Linked DNA regions of Homo sapiens: region 1 is linked to region 2. A link is a contact called in ENCODE Hi-C or POLR2A ChIA-PET data. All regions are on one chromosome and are shown on one strand. Each heading gives the region's core, a stretch centred on a gene start or an enhancer-like site at or near the end of the contact. The rest is flanking DNA. Distances are from core to core; before and after follow the strand shown. Region 1 holds the start of LINC00862 (long intergenic non-protein coding RNA 862). Region 2 holds the start of NR5A2 (nuclear receptor subfamily 5 group A member 2).

Region 1 (5,794 bases), core at 1,479-3,978, 350 kb before region 2:
GTGTTCCAATATGGTGGCCTCTGGCCACAAGTGGCTACTTAAATGTAAATTAATTAAAATTTTAAAAATTAAAAATTCATTTTATCAATTGCACTAGCCACATTTCAAATGCACAGTAGCCACATGTAGCTAGTGGCTACTGTATTGGACAGTGAGATGTAGATCATTTCCATTGCCACAGAAAGTTCTACTGGACAGTGCTGGTAGGGTATTAAAGGTCTTTGTAGGGACTTCAGCTTTTACTCTGAGTAAATAGAAAGCCATTGGAGGGTTTTAAGCAGAGGAGGAACATGCTCTGACTTATGATTTCGAAAGATCACTGTTGAGAATAGACTGTAAGGGGGCAATGGTGAAAGTTGATAGACCATTAATAGTCTAGATGAGAGATGACCATGTCTTCGATGAGGGGGTAGGAGTGATGATGATGATAAATTATTGGATTTTGGATATATTTTGAAGGCAGAACCAATAGGCTTTTCTGATGAAAATGATGTGATATGAGAAAAAAATGACAAAAAGGTTGTGGGTGATGATGAGAGAAGAGAATACAAGGCCAAAGAGAAGGGATTTCCCTTGTTGTGGAGGAGTCTCACTCACCTTGAAGCAGGAGGGAAAGCAGGGATCTGGGTGGAAAAAGATCTAGAGAATCCTCATCTAAGCAGAAGATGAAGGAGTAAAGAGAGAAAGATGGGTGTATTGGAAGCTTGCGGGTGATGGAGAAAGTTTCAAATAATTCTTGGAAAATAAGTTGAAAAAAGAAACGTAACACAGTTGTTAGAGCAGGGCATGATTGCTTGTGCCTATAGTCCCAGCTACTTGGGATCCTGAGGCAGGAGGATCTCTTGAGCCCAGGAGATGGAGGCTGCGTTGAGCTGTGTTTATGCCACTGCACTCCAGCCTAAGCGACAGAGCAAGACTCCATTTCTTAAAAATAAAACAAAAATGTAGTTGTTAGTATTGAGGGCCCATAAGAAGTTGGTGATGATGAACCTATCTACGCTTTTGATCACCTCCAGCAGAGTTTGACTGTTGCGTGCAAGCAAAGAGAAAGGAGATGGCGGGGTTCAATGAGGGCTGTCGTTTTCCTAGATAGGTTTGTAGAAAAAACAGAGAGGAAGGGAGTTTAAGGGATTGGCAAAAAGGATATAGTAATAACAGACCATGGAATAAAAATTGAGTAAGAAGGAAAGTGAAAACAGCTGAAGGCTAATGAATTGGGAGAAAGCAGATGGATCAATAGACTGGAGGCCCCAATATTTCTAAGAGCAGTTGGAGTTGTTGTCATGCAAGTTGGAAGGAAAGATGCTTATCCAAAAGCTGAATGCCTGAATCAGTAATCTTGCGGCAGAGCTATTGTAGGTGATGACAAGGTCAGTCCTTTGAAGTCTATGCATATATATCTTCATTATAGGCTGACTTGCCAAGTCTTAGAATTTTTACAATATAACCTCACTGTGGATCTCATCTAAGCAGGTTTGGTAACCAAAAGCTCAAGAGCGTGAGATTGAGACCCCAGAGAGCTCATAGCCTGTCACAAACCAGCTGTGTAACCACGGACCTTGAGGAAATGAACCTTATGGTCCCTTCCGTCTCTAATCTGTGACTCCATAGCCCCATTATAATATAGCCTTTTCCCAAACACTGACCTTCAACATAGACCCTGGGGGATTTTTCTATTAAAAATTTGCAACTCTGCACATTTTTATCTGCTGATGCCTCTTGGAATATTAAATGCTTAGAAAGCTGTCGTCGGGATCACATTCTGGAATCTTGACCATGTAGTCATCTGAGTGGGTGTGACAGGAAGTATACACCAGCAGCATTTGTGTCTGAGTGTCCTTCAGACACTGGGATGGCTGCACCTTTACCCGTCCTCTCCAACTCTCTCCACCTAGAAAGTATTCTTTTCTCTTAATTTTGTTAGAGTTATATAGGAATGCTCCTTCAGCAGAAATGACAGAGGCTGTTGCTCTCAGAATCAAATGCAATAATGTGACCTGTAAATTCCTGTGAATATTTGGATATTTTAGCGATATTTGTTTATTCAGAAGAGATTCTGGATGCAGAACTCTCCTCCTCTCTGTTCTCTAACCCTGCTTTCCACCATCATTCTTCTCTCTCTAGGGCACAGAGAGAATTAAGAACAACCTAAGGTAAATTTTTAACAAGATGGTCTAGCTTGAGCTCTGTAGGCTTGACTGATGAAATAAGTAGTAGTTTTTTGCTAAAATAACCACATTGTTTGCAAAAGTTTTCTCCTTTGAGTTTTCTAGGGTCATTACAATGATCTAACTGCCTTACCTGCTTTTGAACTGGTTGAGCCTCTTGTGGGACCGAAAACAAAAGAAGGGTGTTGAAATGCAAATAGATAACTCTGGGTCCCAGTCCCTGACTGCAAAAGGAAGCCAAAACTGACAACAACGTCTCCTTCTCTACGGAGGTTTGTAGAAAGGCTGTACAAAAATCTCACAAGATGTATTTCTTCTCGTGGACTGGAGTCCCAAGGTAGGTAAGAAAAACAAAAACAAGATAAAAACAAACAAAGGATTCCGTACTTGGAATTTGCTCAGTACCAGTTGAATAGCTAATTGTTTCTTGTGTTCTTCCCCTCCCCCCTTTTTTTCTGCCTGAATAGATAATCCTTACAAAACATCTATTCATTCTACAAGTGAAAATTTCAAGAATATTCTATACTGACCTTGGCAAGAGTAATGGACCGAGATTGAGTGATGAATTTGTGTGTGTTGTGGCTGATGTGCATTTTGGTGCTTTGTATGCAAGTTTAAGAATATCTTAGCAATAGGAAAGGAAGATTTATGGCAGTTTAATTAATGAATATAATGAAGGCTAAAACTTGTAGATAAATTTATAAGGTACACAATTATTTTTATAGCTTATTTTTAGCACAAAGGTGATTGTATTTTGTTGCTTTAAGAAAGGACCTCTTGATAATACTGGCGTGTTTTATATTTCAATGTGACCAGTTTAACTGATATGCAAACAATTATTTTTTAAGGGAAATAAAATGAGGCAGTAGTACAACTTAGCGAAGAGGACACTGTGGCAGATTCTAACGACTAGATTAAATTTGAGCTCTTATTTGGCTTTTACTACCAACTGACTGCATAACTTTGGGTCAGTTATTTGGCTCTTTTTTTTTTTTAATTTACAAAATTAGAATGAGAACTACAGATAGTGAAAATATTTGGAAAAGCTTTTTGAAGTCCCACGTGAAAGGCATCAGAAAAAAGAGTTGGGTGATTTTTTTTAATGGGAAATAATCTGATATTGTCAGTAAACCTAAATTTTTTGTATATTAATTTATTTTTTAAGCTGTTATTTAATTTCAGGTGCTTAAGAGCTCTTCAATTTGTTAATGGAAAGAAACACCATTTACACCGGATGGCTACAAAGCAACCTTATTCTGGTAAAATAATCTCTTAAATCCTTATATACACAGTCACTAACTGTTGGCTTTATAAGGTCAGTAGTAGCAAAACAGCCCTGTGGCAGTTAGAAGCTCAGCATGTCCAAGATAGCACTAACGGGGAACAAACACAAAAAACAGCAAACAGTTTAAACAGTACCATTTGATTTGAATTTAACCCAATCTTAAACAGAGGACTCTAAAAAAACAATTACCAGCAAAGTTACATTAATTAGGGAGATCATTAGGTTGTATCAATGCAGTTTAGCTATGCCTTTTAAAAAGTGAAGATGGACTAGAAGCGGTGGCTCATACCTGTAATTTCAGCACTTTGGGAGGCCAAGGTGGGAGGATCCCTTGAACTCAGGACTTTGAGACCAACTTGGGCAACAAAGTGAGACCATCATGTCTACAAAATTTTAAAAATTAGCTGGGTGTGGTGGGGTATGCCTGTGGTCCCAACTATTTGGAAGGCTGAAGCAGGAGGATCGCTTGAGCCCAGGAGGTCAAGGCTGCAGTAAGCCATGATTGTGCTACTGCACTCCAACCTGGGCAACTGAGTGAGACCCTGTCTCAAAAAAAAGAAAAAGATTGAACTTGCAGGCCAACATTTATTTCTGACTATTGACTACTTTTGAAAGAGAAAGCTTTGGACACTAACATTCTAGTCTCAGAGGCCTCAAAGAAGCACAGCCCTGTAAAGAAGAAAATTCTGCTGGGATTAGCAAGAGCCTCAAGGTTTTGGGAACTTGGAATGCCAGGCTCAGTGTTCCGAGTTCCAATGTTGACTCTGCCTGTGAGTCACCCTGAACTAGTCACTCAGTCTCTTGTGTTTCCCCCTTTAGAGAAGAGCTAAGACTATTGACTTTTCAGGAGTTGCAAAACATGTTACAAAAGGATAGGAAAGTACTATGCAAACATGTAAATATCATGAAATATTGGGGGGGTACATTTTAATAAAGATAAGCTGCATTCTTCTGATAATTGGAAGTTGATAATCTTTATGTAAAGACAGGGAGATTGATTTCAAAATAGAGGTTAATGCTTGAAATTTTAATTCGAACAGTGTAAATTTGGATCATTGTTTGCTCTGTTAGTCGATGTTGCTTACTGAAAGGAAACTCTTAACAAGTTGTCTTACTAGAATGGCTTATTTTCAGAGTCAGACCCCCAGGCTTTCTAGAAATGTGTATTAAAATTTAGTAACCTCACTTTCAATTGTTGAGTATAGGACACTGTGGTTGGGTTTCTATATATGTTGTAAACAAGCCAAATACACAAAGTGAACTCTCTATGGACCTTAAAAAAGTCTTAAAAATTTTTTTTTGAGGATATTGAATGAGGCACCTATTTTATTCCTTACTTTTGCAGGATAGCTTGTCAGTGCCAGCTTGGGTTTTTGAATTCTGACTTTTTGCTGGCCATGATTTGGCTGTCTCATTAATAAGACAAACCTTTCTAAAGTGGAGCTCATTGTTTTTTAGTTCTTTTAATGGTGTGGCTAGCCTCTCATTGTTAAAGAAAAGAAAGAATATAATTTTTATTCTTCGTTCTTTCTGGCAACTTTATACCCTCTACTAACCCACCCAGTCCTGAAATCCTGTTAGTTTTTCCATCTGTGACTAGCATCTCTCTTCTGATTCCCAGTAAACGCTACTATATTCCCATCATTCAAAATTAACAACTGTTATTATTTTTGTCATATCTTCTTCAATTTTTTTAAAGAAATAAAACAAAACATTGATGATAAAATCAAGTTGCCTTTGAATATTAATTCCAAGTCCATTTCCTCCTTCTGTCCTCACTTCCCAGAGCCCATGTTCAGTTTGTATACTTTTTAATATTTTATATATATTTGTATGTACCCATAGTTAATATGTAGTATTGTTTTATGGATTTAAATATACATAAATGTTTTCTTTTTTAGAGAGAGAGGATCTCATTCTGTCACCCAGGCTGGAGTGCATGATCATAGCTCACTGCAGCCTCGACCTCCTGGGCTCAAGTGATCCTCCTGCTCCAGCCTCTCAAGTAGCTAGGACTACAGGTTTGTGCCACTATGCTTGGCTAATTTTTTTTTTTTTTTTGTAGAGATGGGATCTTACAATGTTGCCTGGTCTCAAACTCCTGGCCTCAAGAGATCCTCCCGCCTCTGCTTCCCAAAATGCTAGGATTACAAGTATGAACCACCATGCCCAGCCAACTGTTATATGATTTGTTTACTTTCTCTGAGCATTGTTTTTAAGGTCTAGCCATGTTTTTGTACAGACACACACACACGTGCACACACACACACACCCATCTATATATATATATTCATTATTTTTAATTGCTGTCTAGCATTTCTTTTCTTTCTTTTTCTTTTTT
Region 2 (5,781 bases), core at 3,171-5,670:
TCTAGAGCTGCGGAGTGAAGTTGTCTTGCCTGCCTAGTGCATCCCTGGGGGTGGGGATTGGGTTGGGCCTGTAGGTGGAAGTCTGACAATGTGCCCTTCTCTAGCTCAACTTATGCTCAAGGCTGAATCCAAGATAATCCTAGACATTGTGTCTGGTAGAGGGGTCAAGTAAAGGAGAGAAGCATTAACAAGCCTCTGTTCTCCCTTCCTCTATAAATCTCTCTTGGTTTGTTAGAAGAGGTGTTAAAGATGCCAGGTGTGGTGGCTCACATTTGTAATCCCAGCACTTTGGGAGGCTGAGGTGGGTGGATCACCTGAGGTCAGGATTTCGGGACCAGCCTGGCTAACATGGTGAAACCCCATTTCTACTAAAAATACAAAAAATTAGCCAGGCGTGGTGGCGTGCACCTGTAATCCCAGCTGCCTGGGAGGCTGAAGCAGGAGAATCTCTTGAACCCAGAAGGCTGAGGCTGCAGTGAGCCAAGATCATGCCATTGCACTCCAGCTTGGGCAACAAGAGTGAAACTCTGCCTCAAAAAAAAAAAAAAAAAAAAAAAAGGTGTTAAAGAAAAAGAAATCCTTTTTTTGTTTTGTTTTGTTTTGTTTTGTTTTTTTGAGATAGGGTCTCACTTTGTTGCCCAGGCTGGAGTTCAATGGCACAATCACAGCATCCTCAACCTCCCTGGCTCAAGTGATCTTCCTACCTCAACCCCCAAGCCCTAGTCACTAGGACTACAGGCACATGCCACCACACCCACACCCAGCTAATTATTTATTTTTTTATTTTTTGTAGAGACTGGGTCTCACTATGTTGCCTAGGCTGGTCTGGATCTCCTGGGCCCAAGTGATCCTCCATCCTCAGTCTCCCAAAGTATTGGGATTACCAGTTTGAGACACTGTGCCTGGCCCAAGAACTCTGTTAACTCTGGTCACTACCTGTGGATCCAGGCCAGAAAAGAGGAATCTGAGAAGCACTGTTTTGGAGATGGACTCGGGCATGGAAAGAAGGGAGGCTCTAGAGTTTAGCTTCATAGAAGAAACTGGCAGCCTAAGCCCCAACTATGAGAATCAGAACATGGGCTTGTGTGGCTGGCATTCTAAATAAAGCTCGCTGGAGGTTAGGGTGACATAATGGCTATCACACTTTCCGCTGATGAAACGTCTACTTTCAGAGATCCTTATGAGCACAGAGCTTGCTGGAGGTTATCACTGAAATAAAATCAGACTCAGAGTGTTCAGGGGACCAGATAGCAAGACTCACATTACAGACTCAATACAGTGTTTGCACTGTGTATCATGTACCCCTAAGTATGCAGACATAACCTTCTGTGGATAATATGCAATATTATACTGAGTGCATAAAATATTCTGCAAATGCAGTTAATTTGAAGAATTATGGAAATTTAATATGAATCAAAGCATAATATTGGGCACTGTGGGAGTGGTCAATAAATATTTGTTTTATGTATAACATTTCCTACCACACAGATATGGCTCTTTTCTTGATATAGGTAAGTATAAAAAGCTTCTAAAGTTAGTACTGCATATTATTCAATAGAATCATCCCACTTGGGAGAAAGAAGTAAACCAAGACCAGAAACCAAGAGTCTGGCCAGTGTCCCAGAGTTAGTTAACTTTAAGGGAACAATCTAGTTATAACCTGAGTGTGCTGCTTTTACACTACAATGAATGATTATCTTGCAGGTAGGCAGAAGGAACAACTTTATCTTAATTCTGCTTTTCTATACAAGCACAGACATCTATACAAAACTTTCATGTAACCATCAGTGTGCATACAAGATGTAGCCCCTAGTTAAAAACCATGGAGACAGCTTTTTAAACAAAAGGAGGCTCATTTCCTAGTACAACACAACTGAATTAAATATAGAATTGTAAACCCTGACTGATGTCTACATACACCGGGCTCGGTTTTGTGAACCACTCAACACAGCCCAACTTGCAATTTGCCATCTGAAAGCTACCCTCGAGACCCTCAGACACTCTCTACAGCTGCACCCGTGGGTTCTTCCCAGTGGGGCTACCCTGGGCAATCAGAAAGACCCATTCAAGGGGCATCTCTCCCTCAGGAATCGGGTCAGGCCCTTCAATCCAATAGTTCAGTCCGAAGGCTCCTCACCGCCCTCTGTTCCTCTCCCTCAGCCCTTTGGATGGCTCCGTCCAGCCATTCACCCTGGGAACGACCGTTAGCACCCTCGTGGAGGCTACGAGGTAAACAGATTGTCTCCCGGTGCCACAGCCGCCTCAGGGTCACTAAGATGTTGCAGGTGCGGACACCTCACAACCACCTGCGGGGCTGCAATACCAGGAGGCGGAGGGGATGTGCTTGGGTTGGGAAGGGGCGGGTGGCTGCGAACAAGATCCTGAAAGAGGTCTCTTTTACCGGCAAATTGACTGGAATTTTGTTATCCCGGAATCCGGCGCCCGGAAGTGCCTGCACAGGTTTAGGATGTTGGGGTAGTCTCGCTGAGGCCAGGGGAGAGCCTTCTTCGGTACTTTTCTTGAGGTTTAGTCCCCAGCAGCCCCTTATGGGCTGGACCGACAGTCCTCCGGTTCCCAGCCCTCTGCGGTGGGACCGATTCCAGAGCTGCAGGTGTTCTCTGTTTACGCTCAGAGTGTACCGCCTCGGTCCCTTGCGATGTGAGTTGCGCGTGCGGTAGCTGGAAACACAGTTCTTCCAGGGTTGCAGAGAAAAGTGCAACAGCGTCTCTTTCCCCTACCTTACCCTCTTTAATTCACCCATGGGGTGTGGGGGAGACTGTGAGGGATCGGCGTGCGTGGTCTCCCGACCCAGCTCAACTCTATTTTGGCAGCGGCCAGCTGGGGCTGCGCGCAGCAGGAGCCCAAGACCGCCCGCGCGGGCGCGAGCCCCCGAGCGCGCGTCCCCCGTGCGCGCGCAGTCCGCGTCTCCGGCCCGAGCGCGCTCTAGCTGCGGCCCCGGACGCGGAACCGGAGCTGCGCGGAGCTGCCGGGAAGGACTCCTTGCCTGCGCACCGCGGCGGTTCTGCCCGACGAAAAAGATGCGAAATGGTTGTGTGCTGCTCTCTCATCTTTCTTGTGCCTGTATTTTCTGTGTTATCTGCAGAACAATTGATTGTGTGTTACACCCTGCTTACCTTCCCCATGTTTTCTTTTTCGTAAGTATAGAACATTTTTGGTAAACATTTCCTCAAGTGATATACTTTAGGGTGTAGTTGGCCCATAAAAAAAGCAATCTGTGACTCCACTGCATTCTGTGGAGTCAGCTGACTAGGAAGGAAAAAAGAGGAAAAACTCAAGCCTTGATTTTCTTTCTTGTTATAATGGAGCTGAGACTCAGAGAGCTCATGACAGGCCCCTGCAAATTCGGAGGGAAATTCCAGTCTGAAAGCCTAGGCAAATGCTGCCAGAAAAGGCACAGGTCCTTCAAAAACTGGGGAAAGGCAGAAGGGCCTGACTTCCAACAGACAAATAATTACAGATCACTGGGAATCACTTCCCTTCAGTCCTTTACTTTTAGAATTAATTGAATGTAGTCTTGCTATAAAATTCATAAGTTTGTAACTCTATTTTTTAAATGAATAGTAGCTTTATTTACTTATTTCTGTTTGTAAAAACAAAATATACTAATTGTTGCGAGAAACAGTAGCTCTTCAAATCCTTTACTAATGATGGTCTAGTTTTTTTGGTTTTTTTTTTTTTTTTTTGGAGGTGGGGGCATGACTTTCATTCCCCAGGAAAATAAAATGAAAATTTTTTACGGTATAAGCAGAGAATAAGACACCATACTTTTGTGTGGGTTGAAAAGTAACAAATACTTGACAGCTATCTGTTAAAGTTTGATCAATGATCACTCAATATGATTAACTTGTTTCAAATTGTTCAAATTTTAGCTTATTATTTCTGATTAAAAATTATCAGAAAATATTAAAGTTGAAATTGATAAAGTATAAATTATATTTTCTGGCTGATTAGGGTATTAGAATGACACCAGTAAACACTAGATATAATGAATAATATTCATATGTTGAAATATCCATTTGCTTTTTTTGAACTGCAAGAAAGATAAATGTGTGATATATATACATAGGCTTATTGTGTGCTTTTAATAAACATAATAGGAAAAGCCATGACTTAAAATGCAAAATCCATCAACAAGATTAAATTATATGTATGTAGTAGCAGAATAAATAGATGATCAATAGAGAAACTCCTACTTACCAATAGGTGTAAGTCCGTGCTTTAAAGACTCTTGTAAATCCCCAGTATCTGAATTAGAAGACATTCTTAGTGAAATTATAGGCAGTTCTTTGGCTTAAAGCAGAAATCATTGAGCAAAAGAAAAGTGCAGCTTGTCAAATTTCGTGGCCTTGGGAAGGACACATCAGACTACAGTAACCCTTAGTGAAAGTTAAGAAAAAGCAAAGGAAAAAAAAAAATCCAGAATTCATAAAGTTACAAGCAAGTCTTTCCCTGGACTCTGTACTTTTTCCAACATTAGTGACCTGCTGTAAACCATGTATCCAGTTTCATGATGGTTTCTAATCAGAAGAATGGAAACTTTTGATAGGCTTTGACTCATCACATGACTCTATGCAGGTTGATAAGAGGACCCTGTTATAAAGTGACAGCAAAAGAGATAAGAATTCTTGCCAGATAATGGCAAAGAAATGATTAACTCAGAAGTGGAGAGGTGCTATGCAGCACAGAGAGTGGAAAGTTGTAAAACTGAGGGGTCAGAAGATCAGACTTAGTGGATAAAAACTGCAAACCAGCTAACTAACTTAGGCTAACTAAACTTTGGCTTGTGACATACCCCTTGATGTCATCACCTCTTTGCATAGAGGAGGACAGACATAGCTCTTCTGACCTCTGTAAATACATTTTAGATGATAACATTGGCAGACATTAATTCTTTAAGTGATGACTACAAATGTGATCGACACTCTGAAATACTACAGGTAGCATTTCCAAGCTTATGGTTATTTATTTATTCATGTTGTGGTCAACCAACTTTTTTATCGGGCCTATTCATTAGATGAGGAGTTAACCTTAGCTTGTTTCTACATTGGTCATATGGCTAAAACACAATCTATCTCTTTATCCCCAAAAGGTAAAACTTATGCTTTGAGATTAATGCTGGCAAAATGGTGAATATGTAACACATTTTTCATAGTTATAAAGTTATTATTCTTAGGCTGGGCATGGTGGCTCACACCTGTAATCCCAGCACTTTGGGAAGCCAAGGCAGGCGGATCACCTGAGGTCAGGAGTTCGAGACCAGCCTGGCCAACATGGTGAAACCTCCATCTCTACTAAAAATGCAAAAATTAGCTGGGTGTGATGGTGCACTCCTGTAATCCCAGCTACTTGGGAGGCTGAGGCGGGAGAATTGCTTGAACCTGGGAGGCAGAGGTTGCAATGAGACGCTGTTGCACTTCTCTCTGCAACCCTGGAAGAACACAATCCAAGATCATGCCACCGCACTCCAGCCTGGGCAACAGAGTGAGACTCTGTCTTCAAAAACAACAATAACAACAAAATAACAATTTTTTTTTTTTGAGATGGGTTCTCGCTCTGTTGCCCAGGCTGGAGTGCAGTGGCACGATCTCGGCTCACTGCAGCTTCTGTCTCCCGGGTTCAAGCAATTCTCCCGCCTCAGCCTCCCCAGTAGCTGGGATTACAGGGGCACACCACCATGCCCGGCTAATTTTTGCATTTTTAGTCAAGACGGGGTTTCACCGTGTTGGCCAGGCTGGTCTCAAACTTGTGACCTCAAATGAT

The links. A loop is a pair of places that touch in the nucleus more often than their neighbours do. ChIA-PET counts read pairs that join two places held with the same protein, here RNA polymerase II (POLR2A).
Region 1: a map of Caco-2 shows a loop between it and region 2 (4-fold over the local background). The contact joins the promoter of LINC00862 here to the promoter of NR5A2 in region 2. A Hi-C loop is called at or near these places in 1 of 168 maps with a recorded cell type or tissue (Caco-2). POLR2A ChIA-PET finds 5 or more read pairs at or near these places in 3 of 52 experiments (OCI-LY7, Panc1 and activated T-cell).

The regions. Positions count from the first base shown.
Region 1 is chr1:200,370,726-200,376,519 of GRCh38, reverse strand. LINC00862 (long intergenic non-protein coding RNA 862) reads left to right here and starts at 2,728. Exons shown (of 5, transcript NR_040064.1): 1 at 2,728-2,873; 2 at 3,351-3,427; 3 at 5,355-5,474. RefSeq lists enhancers at 1,248-2,447, 3,844-4,374.
Region 2 is chr1:200,026,349-200,032,129 of GRCh38, reverse strand. NR5A2 (nuclear receptor subfamily 5 group A member 2) reads right to left here and starts at 4,420. Exons shown (of 8, transcript NM_205860.3): 1 at 4,219-4,420. The coding sequence starts at 4,282. RefSeq lists enhancers at 1,755-2,255, 2,256-2,756.